Regions from separate parts of the Homo sapiens genome. Here region 2 is linked to region 1. Evidence: chromatin loops called from intact Hi-C (ENCODE). Cell type or tissue: dorsolateral prefrontal cortex. All regions are shown on one strand. Each heading gives the region's core, and the rest is flanking DNA. Links, peaks and the distances in the headings are about the cores only.

The links. A loop is a pair of places that touch in the nucleus more often than their neighbours do. Peaks named below come from ENCODE experiments on the same cell type or tissue, not always from the same donor. Only the 100,000 strongest peaks of a DNase experiment are listed, where the experiment ranks them.
Region 2: a loop joins it to region 1, with 2.9 times the contacts of the local background. A loop is called at or near these places in 9 of 110 quality-filtered maps.

What each region holds. Positions count from the first base shown.
Region 1 is chr1:205,786,706-205,793,920 of GRCh38, reverse strand. It overlaps SLC41A1 (solute carrier family 41 member 1), which reads left to right. Exons shown (of 11, transcript NM_173854.6): 11 at 2,203-4,826. The coding sequence ends at 2,388. Among named protein-coding and RNA genes, the nearest start is that of RAB29, 15 kb to the right of the region's middle. RefSeq lists an enhancer at 2,230-2,289. In dorsolateral prefrontal cortex, for the core only: CTCF peaks have their summits at 1,948 and 2,151 (motif pointing left); a DNase peak (open chromatin) is centred at 2,160; H3K27ac peaks cover 1,551 bases.
Region 2 is chr1:205,838,511-205,844,694 of GRCh38, reverse strand. It overlaps PM20D1 (peptidase M20 domain containing 1), which reads left to right. Exons shown (of 13, transcript NM_152491.5): 5 at 478-608; 6 at 909-1,028; 7 at 1,944-2,019; 8 at 2,480-2,541; 9 at 2,806-2,884; 10 at 4,372-4,443. Among named protein-coding and RNA genes, the nearest start is that of PM20D1, 8.5 kb to the left of the region's middle. In dorsolateral prefrontal cortex, for the core only: no CTCF peak of the experiment used is centred there; no DNase peak of the experiment used is centred there.

The DNA.
Region 1 (7,215 bases), core at 133-5,132:
GTCTTCTTTTCTGTCCTCTTCTTCACAGCCATCTGTTTCTCTCCTTCACAGACCATCAGTATTATCCCTTTCTTGTGTGTCCTTCAAACCTATTCTATATTTATAAAAGTAAACATATATTTTTCTTATTTCCTTCCTCTTTTTTACACACATGTAGTATACTGTACACACTGTCTGCACCCTGCATTTTTCATTTAAGTTTATCTTTGAGATCATTCCATATCAATACATAAAGAGAACAACACCCTGATTTTCTTACAGCTCCATCATATTCTGTGATACACAGACCATAATTTTATTTCGCCAGTCCTGTATTGATTAACACCTATCCCTCCAGCCCCCTCACCCCCAGCTTTAGAAAGGTTGTGTTCGGACATCTTGGCAGGGGCGGGGCTGAGAATCAGCCATATGCTGTTGCCCTGCAGCAGTTAGCCAAGCTGCCACATTCCATTGCTAGTGGGTTCCAGTGCAGCACGTGGTGGGAAGATGGGGGTGGATATGCCAGGGGTCTGTGGTGGAGGTTTTCAGCTCATCCCTTGGCCTGAATTGGAAAGGATGAGCCTCAGTGCCATCACCCATGATGAATACCCTGGAGACATTCTTGCCTCTGCTGTCCTCTCTAGATCTGTGGAGGGCCAGAGCGTGACACTTGATCCCCTGTAAAGGCTCTTATTGATCCCTTTGCCACCTCCTCCCAGCTGTGTGTCCTGGGGCCTGCTCAAGAAGCTGGAATGTGAGGACAGCTGCTACCATTCCCTTCCTAGGGCATGTCCCAAAGGCCTCCTGGCCATGCTCTTTATTTGGGACCCTTCTGCAGCTGCTGGAAAGGGTGTGAAGTTATGGAAGGTAGGGGAGCCAAGGCCGTGGTAGCACAAGACAGCTGTGTGCAGAGCAAGGGAGAATGTGAAGAGTCATCTCTGGCTTCCTTGGAGAGAGGGCAGGATTCTCTCAGGCAGAGCCTAAAATTTAAAAAAAAAAAAAGAGAGAGGACAGGAGAGCAACCAAGATTGCCTAAAAATAGGTATCAGTTCTGGCTTCTGGATCCCTTAAGGGCTGTGGTTCCCGCATCTGGATCCCTTAGGGCAGAATTTTCATACCACAGTATTTACAAAGTATAGTCAAGGGTAAAACCTCCCAGATGACTGACTGTATTAGAGCTTGACCGTCAGAATCTGTTTCATTCTCACGCAGATGCAGTCATTTAGGGAGCCCAAATGTCAGGCACTGTGCAGATTCTAGGAGATTCAGGCCTGCCCCACCGTGGTATTCTAGATCAAGGGCATCGCCAACTTAAAAGCGCATGTAAATCTTGTTAAATGCGGACTCTGACTCAAGAGGTCCAGAGATTTTGCATTTCTAACAAGCACCCAGCTGTTGTTGATGCTGCTGGTCCTGGGCCCACTAGCGAGATTCTGATCTGAGTCATTCTTAATTATCTGTATTAATAGAAGGTAAGCAAGAACACAGATAAAATCAAAGCCACAGATCATGTCAAATGTATTTTGAATTGGTATGCATTGTCTGCTTTATATTAATATTGAGGTGACTTATTCACAATTCAACTTTATTAGGACTAATGTTAAAATAAACTTGCATTCTTTGAGCCCAAACAATGGAAAAGAATGGAATGAAAAGCCACAACAACAGAATGAAAAGGGTCAGGAGGAAGCCAGCTTGGGATGATCATCTGTTACTTAAGACAACCGCCAGCAGCAGCTTCAAACACTATCCTTATACCACTCTGCCGAGAGAAGACATCCCTTTAGGAAAAGCTGACTCCAGCAGCCAGCCCCCTGCCATGCTCCTGGAAAGGCCAACATGGCAGGAATTGGAGTGACCCCAGAATGAGGTGACCCAGAGTTAGAGGCAAGAGGGCTGAGTTTCTGCAACAAGTAGGATTTAGGTCAGGAAGCTCCTTGTTTGGTAAACTTGGGAGCAGAATATAATGCTGATGTGGGTGACCCTGGGTCGTAGCAGCATCTTCCTTTCTAAAGAGCTCTTATTGTGCCTGTTGTCTGCTCAAAGTGGTAATTGTGGGGTGGAGAAACACAGAGAGGTTGCTGGGGTGGAAAGAGGAAGATTAAAAAGTAAGGATTATGGCCAGCCAAGCCCTGTGATGCACTGAATGGGTCTGATCATGTGGCCTCTGGCTCCCCCTGGAGAGAGAGGATGGCTATAGGCTGGGCCCTTTTGTCTCCCCAGGTGCTGATTCTCCTGTACATCGCAGACTGGATGGTGCACTGGATGTGGGGCCGGGGCCTGGACCCGGACAACTTCTCCATCCCATACTTGACTGCTCTGGGGGACCTGCTTGGCACTGGGCTCCTAGCACTCAGCTTCCATGTTCTCTGGCTCATAGGGGACCGAGACACGGATGTCGGGGACTAGCTTGGTCACTCAACATTTTCCCCATCCCTCTGCACTTTCTATTTGAAATTTTTCTTTTGTTCCCCTGTCCCTCCTCCACCCCACACTCCCACCTCTTTCTAGGACTTCACTTTGATACCAAATTCTCATTATTTTCAATGGGAATTTTTATACATTGAGCCAAGTTTGTATAGCAAGAATTTGGGAAACACAGATGGCCTGAGATAAGCAGTACAAGTAGGTTTTTGAGACAATCACCAAGTGCAGTTTCATGGTGGGTGCCTCCAGGTGATGTGGACTGGAGCAGGGGAGTTTTGTCTGGAATCTGGGGACATGGGGTTTGGCTTTAGCAACCTGTCTTGGCCCTAATGAGAAACCCTTTGTAAGTGGGCTCTGGATTTTTGGTTTTGTTTTCTTTTTATCTGTTTTGTTTTATTTTTGGTTTTGGTTGAACAGAGGGACAGAAGAATAAGTAACACTCCCAAACACAGACATACTTTTGTAGAAGTGGACCAACTTCAAAGCTCTGGACAGGAGACACCTGCTCCAGGCCCCTGTGATCCCAGTTCTGTTCTCTTGCCCTCTGGACCTAAGCGTTCCCACTCGCAGAAAGAGTAAGGTGGACTGACTTTTCAATTTGTGCACATGCCTCTTGTTCAATGGCCTGGTCAACATCAACAACCCCTCCCTCTGATCATTTCCAGTTGATTGTCATATCCAGGAAAAAATGGAACAGTGCACTCTTCTCCCTGTTGACCCATGTCCACCTATTGGTTCCCCAAAATCCACATTCTCCCTGGGCCCAAATGACTTTGTCTCCCTGGGCCCAGATTCTTTGTCTCTCTTCAACCTTCATCTCAAATTGTCTCTAAGCACTACCTTCCCCAGAGCTTGCCAGGTTGGGTTTTGAGATTAGGGTCAGGTCATGGGTATGTGGAGAATGGTTTGGAGGTTGAGGACAACCACAGGTGTCTCATTGCTGCCATTTCTCCTGAGGACATAATCACTTGGTCACCTTGGACCCTGTCACTTCCTAAAATTACTCGTTCTGTCATGCCATAGAGGTCAGTTTTCCTCTTTCTTGGCTTCTACCCACAAACATTCACCAATCATTTATTCGTTCATTTAGCAAATATGCAGCCTCCGCAAGATGAGCTCTCCTGCAGACAAGCATGGTCTGAAACATTCTTTGAGCAATATTTATTGAGTGCCTACTATGTGTTAGGTACTGTGCCAGGCACTGATAAGCCAGTGGTAAGGGAAACACAGCTCTAACCTCACCTCATTCTCCAGGTTACAAAGGCCATGTGCCCCTTTGAATCTGGCAGAGAAAGTTTCCTCGTTGTAAGTATTTGCATCTACTTCAAGCCAGATTCTTCTGCCTCTTTCTCCTTTCCAGACCCCTACTCTGTGCAGTGCTGACCACAGCTAGAGCCACCGCCCCATTGCTCAACCAGTATTTATTTCCCTAAACGACCCTTCCTCACATTCCCTTCCCTCCACCTCTCCTTACCAAGCACCCAAAAGAGGATTTAGAACTAGCAGGGTGGACATCATCTGGTTGTTTCTACTTTTCTCTGCCTAGCACAAAATTGGGAGAAAACTGGAGCCTCCATCCGCAGTCACACGTGTACAGATCTGGGGATTTGGATGTAGGCTTTTTCTAACTTCTCTCTCAGAAGCTTCTACAGAAACCCTTCCATCTGTAGCCTCAAGGGCCCACCTCCAAGGGAAGGCTTAGGCAATGATCCTGTTTCTACCAACACTGCACCTTATCCCAGGAACCTGCCCTAGACCTCCAGAGACCATATTTTCTCTCCCTCCATTTCTACCCAGACCTCCAGGCCTCCTTCTGGAATCATAGAACCGTAGAATTGGAAGGAATTTTAGAGGTTTTCTAGTTGGAGTTGTGTCCAACAGAATTCATTAACACCAGCCTGGGCTTGTTTTTCCTCCTCCCTCTGGACTTTTTTCATCTTTTCCTCCACCTCAAAAAATACTTACACACAGATTCTTCTTGTACAGGCATCAAAACCAACTCCTCTGCCCCTAAGGCTGTGTCCCTGTGGTCTCCAGCCACCCCTACCCCAGTCACTCGCCCCTTCCTCATCTCTGGAATTTGGCCAGGCAGTCCCAGAAGACTCTGGAGTGACCTCCTTTGCCTAAAAAGCAGACAGATAGGCATGCCCCAGGCCCTGAGTGAGCAGAGGAGGACTGTAGGGTGAGAGGGAAAGAAAATGAAGGTGACTTTCATGGAAGTTTCATTTCTTTTCCCCGATTGTACCAACTGCATGTACTTTTGGCCTGGCTGCAAGGAGCAATATTGGTTTACTCTCGTATCCTTAAAAAGTTACAGAACTGTGTCTTAAGAGAATTATTTATAGTTACTATAACTGAATTGACAAATGTCAACTTAACTGATAAATTATATTTGGTAAAATAAAGAGGACGTTTATTTAGATGGTTGGTGTTTCCTGTATGTCTCATCAAAAAGCAGCTTCAACTGTTGTCTTGGGCCCCTCTGTAGGCCTTACCCTCTCCTCAATTAGGAGTAGAAAGGGGCCAAAGTGTGACAAGAAATGAAACATCTCGGCCGGCTGCGGTGACTCACGCCTGTAATCCCAGCACTTTGGGAGGCCGAGGCGGGCGGATCACAAGCTCAAGAGATGGAGACAATCCTGGTCAACATGATGAAACCCCGTCTCTACTAAAAATACAAAAATTAGTCAGGTGTGGTGGCGGGTGCCTGTAGTCCCAGCTACTCAGGAGGCTGAGGCAGGAGAACCACTTGAGCCCAGGAGGCAGAGGTTGCAGTGAACCAAGATTGCACCACTGCACTCCAGCCTGGCAACAGAACGAGACTCCATCTCAAAAAAAAAAAGGAAACATCTCTAAAATGCAGAGATTGTGTGATAGAAAATACAGCATCGCCAGACACAGCGGCTCATGCCTGTAATCCCAGCACTTTGGGAGGCTGAGAGGGGTGGATCACCTGAGGTCAGGAGTTCGAGACCATCTTGGCCAACATGGTGAAACCCCGTCTCTACAAAAATTAGCTGGGCGTGGTGGCGGGCGCCTGTAATCCCAGCTACTTGGGAGGCTGAGGCAAGAGGATCACTTGAACCCAGGAGGTGGAGGTTGCAGTGAGCTGACATCATGCCATTGCACTCCAGTCTGGGTGACAAGAGCAAAACTCTGCCTCAAAAAAAAAAAAAAAAGAAAAAACAACAGGCATTTATTGAGAAACTGGTGCACGGGGACACACTCAAGAAGCTAGATGCAGGGTCCTTGCTCTCGAGGAGGTTGTACTCTGGTCTCCATGTGTTAACTCAGCCTCTGTTGGGGGATTGTGCTATGGGTCCAAGCATTTATGGGTTAAGATTCCCTCCCTACCGAGGCTTACAATCTGGGTCAAAATAATGACGGCTCTTATTTGTTGAGTATTTCCTGTGTGTCTTCACCGTTCACCTTTAAGCCCTTAGAAACTTATAATAGACTGACTGCAAAGGGTTTGGAGTCAGATGGGCCTTGGTTCAAATCCCAGCTCTTCTGCCTGTATTTGTATAACCCTGGGCAAATCATTCACCCTTTCTGAGCTTCAGTTTCCTCATCAGTACTAATACTTATTTCATAGGATCATTATGAGACCTCAGTGAGATAATAAACAAAGCACTAAGCTCCGTGCCTGGTATATACTAAACCCAAAAATCCTAATCAATACTACAGTGTGGGAGGGACGAAGGCCAGTGACTAGGTCATGTCAGTACGCTGGCCATGGGATAAATTCAGGGTGGATAAGGGAGCGGGCCAATGAAAAGGGCACCTGATCAAGGCTTGGGAGTCAGGGACATCCTGGAGGAAGCTGAGAAGAATAGGAGTTAGCCTAGCAGAAAATAGGAGAAAGAGCCGTCCTGCAGAGGGAACCAGGAGCTGAGCAAGGAAGTAAGCCTGATGCTTTTGGGAACTGCAAATAGCTCTGTATGACTGGAGTTGGGAGCGCAGACGTTGATAGCACAACCTTATGAGACGCACGTATTTGTGACAAAGCAGTTTTTCTGAGATGGCAGATACAGAAAGGCAGAGTCAGAGCACAGCCCCACTGAGGTATCTCTGACTACAAAGCCTGTGTCGGGAACCACTGCCCACCCAGGACATGCCCCCATGGGATATGTCACAAAAGTATTGAGCAGATACTGGGTGCAGAACATTTGCCAGTCTCAAAAATCTGCCTTTTATCACAGCCTGTGCTCCAGTACTAACTCTTCAAAGCAATGTTTATAAGGCTAGTAAAGGTTAATGGAAAGAGGATAATTGCTTGTTAATTATTATTTATATAGTGTTTCACTATATAGTATACTATACATATACTTTTAAGTGATAGACTCATTTGTAACATCAATGTTTTCTCTAATAACGCTATGAGATAGATATTATTGCCATTTTGCAAGAGAAAAACTGAGGCTCAGAGAAAAGTTAAATGTCTTGCCCCAGGTCATATATTCACACCCAGGTTTCTTAGCCCAGTGCGTGCCTTCTATGCCTGGAGCCAGATGAAATGGCTGGCCATGGTGCCCCTTTATAAGGAATATAAAACATTGCTAAAACGATCAGAAAAATGGGTGCCTGTTATCTCAGTTTTGCTTATGAGACACTATACATGACTGCAAAACGTTAATTGTTTACTGAAATAGTATCTTCCAATGGACATTTAAAGTCATGGCTCCAAGGCGCCAGCCTATCTCTGATGGTATTTTTATAACATAATTACAGGCAGCACTACCAATTCAGAGGTCAGTCAGCTGACAGTCTCCTGAACTTAGTTGTCTCCTTTAGCTAAACTTCAGAAAC
Region 2 (6,184 bases), core at 1-5,000, 51 kb before region 1:
CAACTTCTCCGTGTGTCTGTATGCCAGGACTATCTAAGGACCTTGACCAAAATTCAGATTCCTGGGCCCTGTGCCCTAGATCTGAATTTTTAACAAACTCCTTCATAATATCTGAGGCAGGCAGTGGGTCCATCACCTATACCCTAAGAAACATACGTGTGATGGAAAAAGAACTGAAAAGGGAGAGTGATGACTGCGTTTTATTTCCAATGATGCTACTTACTTAGACCCTGGGCAAGTCACTTCACTCTTTTGGCTCCAGTTTCTTCATTTGTGAAATAAGGGAGGGTGAGGCCTGCCAGCTCTGACATTCCAGAATTCTGTAAGGCAGGATTCTCTAGGGCCCTGGCTCCCAGGAAGGAGACTAGGTAGAAAGGTTCTGGAGCCCCTAGCTAGGCTGAATAGGTCCCCATTAGCTATGTCTGGAGGTCTGTCTCTGGCTGAGAAGGACTATAGCTCTATGTTCCATGTCTGCAGTCATCAGGGACAGGGGCTCAGAGGATCTCAGCCCTGCTACAGTCAAGGGGCGTCCAGCTAGCCTTCATTGTGGACGAGGGGGGCTTCATCTTGGATGATTTCATTCCTAACTTCAAGAAGCCCATCGCCTTGTGAGTAAAGCATCCCACCCCACACCTTGGAGGGAATTCTCACCCCATTTGAGATGACCCCAGCCTGGTATCTGTGAGCCATGCTGAGACAACTCTTTGTGTACACCTCTCGCATTAATCGCCCCAATCTTTAACCTCTCCTAGGCTTCCCCTTCCATTCTTCCTCCAGTATAAAATTTTTAAAGCAGCATGAAGCTACCTCCTTGCCCACTAGACTATTGCACAGATGGACCTATGGGCCTATGGGAGAATTCAGAGAGGCAAGAAGTCAGGAGAGTGGTTTCCGATCCTCTTCTACAGGATTGCAGTCTCAGAGAAGGGTTCCATGAACCTCATGCTGCAAGTAAACATGACTTCAGGCCACTCTTCAGCTCCTCCAAAGGAGACAAGCATTGGCATCCTTGCAGCTGCTGTCAGCCGGTAAGCAACTCCTGGCCCTGTTCCCATGCCAGACTTGAGATGGAAGCCCTGGCACTTTCCCACTTTAAATTTGAGGAGGCTAAGCTTCCTGCCCTAAAGTTGGGCTGGGAAACTATGCTATAAAAAATTGACACTAGAGGAAGAACAGAAGGGGAAGCCCAGGACAGACTAAAGATCCAGGTGATTAATACAACAGGTGTAAATAAAGAGTTATCTCAGCATGGCTCACAGATACCAGGCTGGGGTCATCTCAAATGGAGTGAGAATTCCTTCCAAGGTGGGGGTTGGGGGAGCCACAGGAGAGACAGAGCCACCAGTATCCTGCAAGGGCTGGAGTCAGAAGAGGATCTGTCAGTATATCCATATGGAAAGCAAGGACCTACAGGCAGAAGCTAGGTCAGGCAGCTAGAGTAGTCCAGAGTCCAGACATTTAGAATCACAAATTGGCAATGACTGGTAGAGCTGTCGAAATTCTCCACCTGTCCTGGCAGGAGGACAAAAATAAATAAGAGTTGCTGGCTATGAATGAGGACAGCAGAATCTGTAACAGCAGAGCTTACTCCTGGCTGGGTTTTCTTAGCAAAGTGGGAAGGAGTGCTATATTCATTCAAATTGTCAGGAGACTGACAATTCTGCTGTAGTATGGGATGGGCTATGAGAGTGGACACACAGGATTCTAGAGAACAGCAGAGGGAGGAAAGAAGGACCCTAATGCAGACTTGGTAGACAGGGAAAGCTCCTGGGGATGTTTTGAGATCTTCAGAATGTTGAGTTGGTGGAGGTGGGAGGGAGGTGAATGAGAGACCTCTTGGCCAGGAGCGTTGAAACTTCCTCCTATCTCCCTTCTTCTCCTCTTCAAGCCACTGATCTTTGGCTGGGGTTCGCTAAGTCTTGAGGACTCTGTTTCTCTTCCAGATTGGAGCAGACACCAATGCCTATCATATTTGGAAGCGGGACAGTGGTGACTGTATTGCAGCAACTGGCAAATGAGGTATGGGAAGAAGTATCACATACTCCTAATCAGCTAGGAACAAAAGACGGACAGAAAAGTAACCTTTAGAGTAAGAAAAGGACCCTAGTACTGTCCAGCACTCTGCCTATTCTCACCTATTCCCAGCCAGTGGCTGAGCCAAGACACAGGGATCTGGCTTGTTCTCTACGGCTGTTAGTGTGTTTCTGAGACCCTAAGACCTAATCTACCCTTTGGGAGCTGGTTCCCACTTATCCTTGAGGTTGCTAAGCAATTGTTCTAACCAACCAGATAAGCCCAGCCAGACAGTAATTGCCTCCCTATTCCTGATCCTCTAGCAGGGATTGAGCTAACTGAATTTAGCAGCACTCCTGACTGCTAAGGGCCCCTGAGGCAGCTCTAAAGTAGAGAGAGACTCAGGTCTCAGAGACCCAGGCTAAACTAGAGGTGACCCTGTGGTGCTGACCTTGTTCTTTCCCAGTTTCCCTTCCCTGTCAATATAATCCTGAGCAACCCATGGCTATTTGAACCACTTATAAGCAGGTAAAGTATTATCTTTCCTTTTTTCACATCCCTCACCTCAAACCTACCCACCCCCCAGGCCCCTCTCCTTGGCTTAACTGGGCCTGACTAATCATCCCTCAGCCACCAGATACTGCATCTCTAAGTGTGTATATTTAAGACATCTCTAAGACGTCTCTCTCAGTCTTAAAGATCCCCAAGGTTCAGGAAAGTGGGTAATGTTTCCGCCCTTTCCTTCACCCCATTGGTTCTTTCTAACATCTGACCTTGGTCCTTTTGTTTTAGGTTTATGGAGAGAAATCCCTTAACCAATGCAATAATCAGGACCACCACGGCACTCACCATATTCAAAGCAGGGGTCAAGGTAACATCCCTGGTTCCTCCCCATATAGCTTTTCCCTACCGCCCTCCACTCCTCCCTTCCTTGAATCTATCTACTGGCTCTTCCTTCCTTCTGTGTGTGTCAGCTGGATCCAAGCCTAGCCACGCAAAGACATAGGCCTTTCTGAAATCTTGAAGGGAGTTAGACCATTCTTGTAACTGCCAGTACCACCAGCACAACTTCAGGGGGCACCATTCACCTAGAGTACAATGTGACCTTGAAGCACTCTAGTAATCGGGTATATAAGTGAATGATGCCTCTGAATTAATTCCTGGCATAACTCACTGGACCGTCCAGTGTGTCAGCTGTAGTGTTCATCAGAATAATAGCACTGTGTCCTGACATTTGAATGGTGTTTTCATCTCCCCAGGATACTTTGTTACTCCATCTGAGCCTTCTAAGAGTCCTATGAGTATTGCCCCAATACCCAGTTGAGAAAACAGAGGCACAAAGAGGTTGCAACAGCTAATTTGCAACAGCCCAGCTCTGTCCCTGACCACTTAGTGCTTTTTTGCACCATACGAGTTCAAAGAAAGATATGCACTTGGGGAGTCTCCCGGCCTCCAAGGAACAATCCCTCCATAGCCTAACTCTTTTCTCCAGTTAGTCCTGGATTCCTCCTGGTCAGGCAAAAAAGTCAGATTTTACAACTGGACCTGGGAAACCACCAATCCCTGCTAGAAGGTCGGGAATGGGGAGGCAATTACTGCCTGACTGGCTTATCTGATTGGTTAGAACAATTGCTCAGCAGCCTCAAGGATAAGAGGGAACCAGCTCCCAAAGGTTATGTTAGGTCTTAGGGTCTCAGAAACATACTAACAGCCCTAGAGAACAAGCCAGATCCCTCTGTCTTGGCTCAGTCACTGGCTGGGAATAGGTGAGAACAGGCAGAGCACTGGCCAGCACTAGGGTCCTTTTCTTACTCTGAAGGTTACTTTTCTGTCACTCTTTTGTTCCTGCCTGACCAGGAATATGTGAGGAGTATGTGTTCTTCTCATCCCCCTCAAGGATCAAACCTGATGTGAGCCCCGTGCTATGCCATGATGGGGGTCAACAGAGGCTCTGGCTGCCCCATCGTGAGTAAGCACTAATGTTAACAGCTGCAGAAATGTCCTGGGTGTGCTGGGAAAGAAAGTGCACACAGAAGGCTTCTAATAGCACAGCATGGGGCCAAAACAGAGATATCTGGGTGATCAGAGAAAGCAGCCTTGCTCTGAACATCTCTGTGACCCCCTGCAGCACCAAGAAGCAGGAAGGTCTGGCTTAAAGCAGAGACACCCCTTCAGCTCTGAATATAACATGTCACTTAGTTCAGAGAAGACAAGAGGCAGACTAGAAAAGCTAAGCCTTGGGTCCTTAAGTCAAATCAGCCAACTCTGCCTGAGCTGAGGAAATTAGCATTTCCTGGGCAGGCAGATGTAGAAGATTTGAGGTTGACTCAAGCCAGGGTTTTGTGCTTCTCTCTCTAGTTCAATGTCATCCCCCCAGTGGCCCAGGCCACAGTCAACTTCCGGATTCACCCTGGACAGACAGTCCAAGAGGTATGTACCATATGTTCCAGACAACAACTCATGCAGCATCAGGGAGATGTGGCCCTCAGGGCCCGGGTTTAACTACAGTCCTAGGGCTGGTCCAGTGTCCCATTTATTCAACCAACATTTTTCAAAGACAACCTATGCACCGGATACTTCATTAGGATTGGAGATCCTGGGTTTGGGTAAACATGGGGTCTGAAATGGAAGATGAGTATGAATAAATGATAGCAATACCTATAGTAACAAACATTATATATAACATTATATATATGTAGTAGTGTAGTAGGCTTGCTGTGTATTTGGCACCTTTCTTCCTTTCTTTTTTTTTTTTTTTTTTTTTTTTTTTTGAGTCAGAGTCTTGCTCTGTCGCCCAGGCTGGAGTGCAGTGGCACGATCTTGGCTCACTACAACCTCCGCCTCCCGGGTTCAAGCGATTCTCCTGCCTCAGATTCCCAAGTAGCTGGGACTATAGGCACGTGCCACTATGCCCGGCTAATTTTTAGTATTTTCAGTATTTTGTATTTTTTGTATTTTTTGTACTTTGTATTTTTGTAATTTTTTGTATTTTGTATTTTTAGTAGAGACGGTGTTTCACCGTGTTAGCCAGAGTGGTCTTGATCTCCTGACCTTGTGAGCCACCCGCCTCGGCCTTCCAAAGGGTTGGGATTACAGACATGAGCCACCACACCCAGCCATATTTGGCACCTTTCTAAGGTATACCCATACATTTTAATCCTCACAACTACCCACCCTAAATCTGCATTTAACTGGTGAAAATTGAGGTACAGAGTACCAGAGCAATCAAACAGCATACCCAAGATTATATATCTAGCAGTCTAGTTCCAGAGTTTGTGCTTTTAGCCACAACCCTAAACTATGATTATAAAAATTAGAGGTGAACAAATTGCCATAGGACCACTGCAAAGAAAGAAATTCATGCTACTTCTTAGGGTCAAAAAAGTCTTTTCTGACTACTAAAATGTTGAACTGGGCCTTAGAGGAAAAACAGAACTTGGCTAGAAGTAAGACATTCATTGTGGCTTAACGAATAGAATAAACTGGGGACAAGTAATAGGAGATGAAAACTGATAGGAAATGGAGTTGTAGTTTAGGGATCTAGGCCTTGTATGCTATGCTGAGGAGTTTGGGCCCTAATCTGTGAAATCTGTGGCAGGAGAGAACTTTTAGAGGTCTTCAACCAAATACTCAGATTTGCTTTTAGAGAGGTCATGCTAGCAGCATTGCAGAGGGAGTGCTGGAAGAGAAGGAGACAGAGAGCTATTTCAGCATCTTAGGTAGTGCATGTGAAGGTCTGGACTGAGGCCATGCTCGTGGGGTGGAGAAGAGAGCAACCACCAGAGGTGGGAGAGAGGTGGGTTCAATAGGATGTGGTATGTATATGGGTATGGAGCGAGAGAAAAGCAGGATGGCTCCAAGGTTTTTAACCTGGGTAGTTGACCAAGTAGTTAATGCCTTTGACTAAGATTGGGAATTCAGAAATTAAAACAAGTTCAAGAATATCATAATTTGGAAGTTTGAGAAGCTTATAACATATGAAATAGGCAATTATAAATACCTCAGGTCTGGAGAGAGATATGAACTAGAGATATAGGCTGGAGTGTCATTAACATCATGGGAACCTCTAGATTCAATAAAAGCCCATGGGAAGAAGGTGCAGAGAGCTAGGAGAGAAAAGAGTTGAGGCCAGAGCCTTGCAATGGTCTGCTACAAACATCAGTTTAAAAAT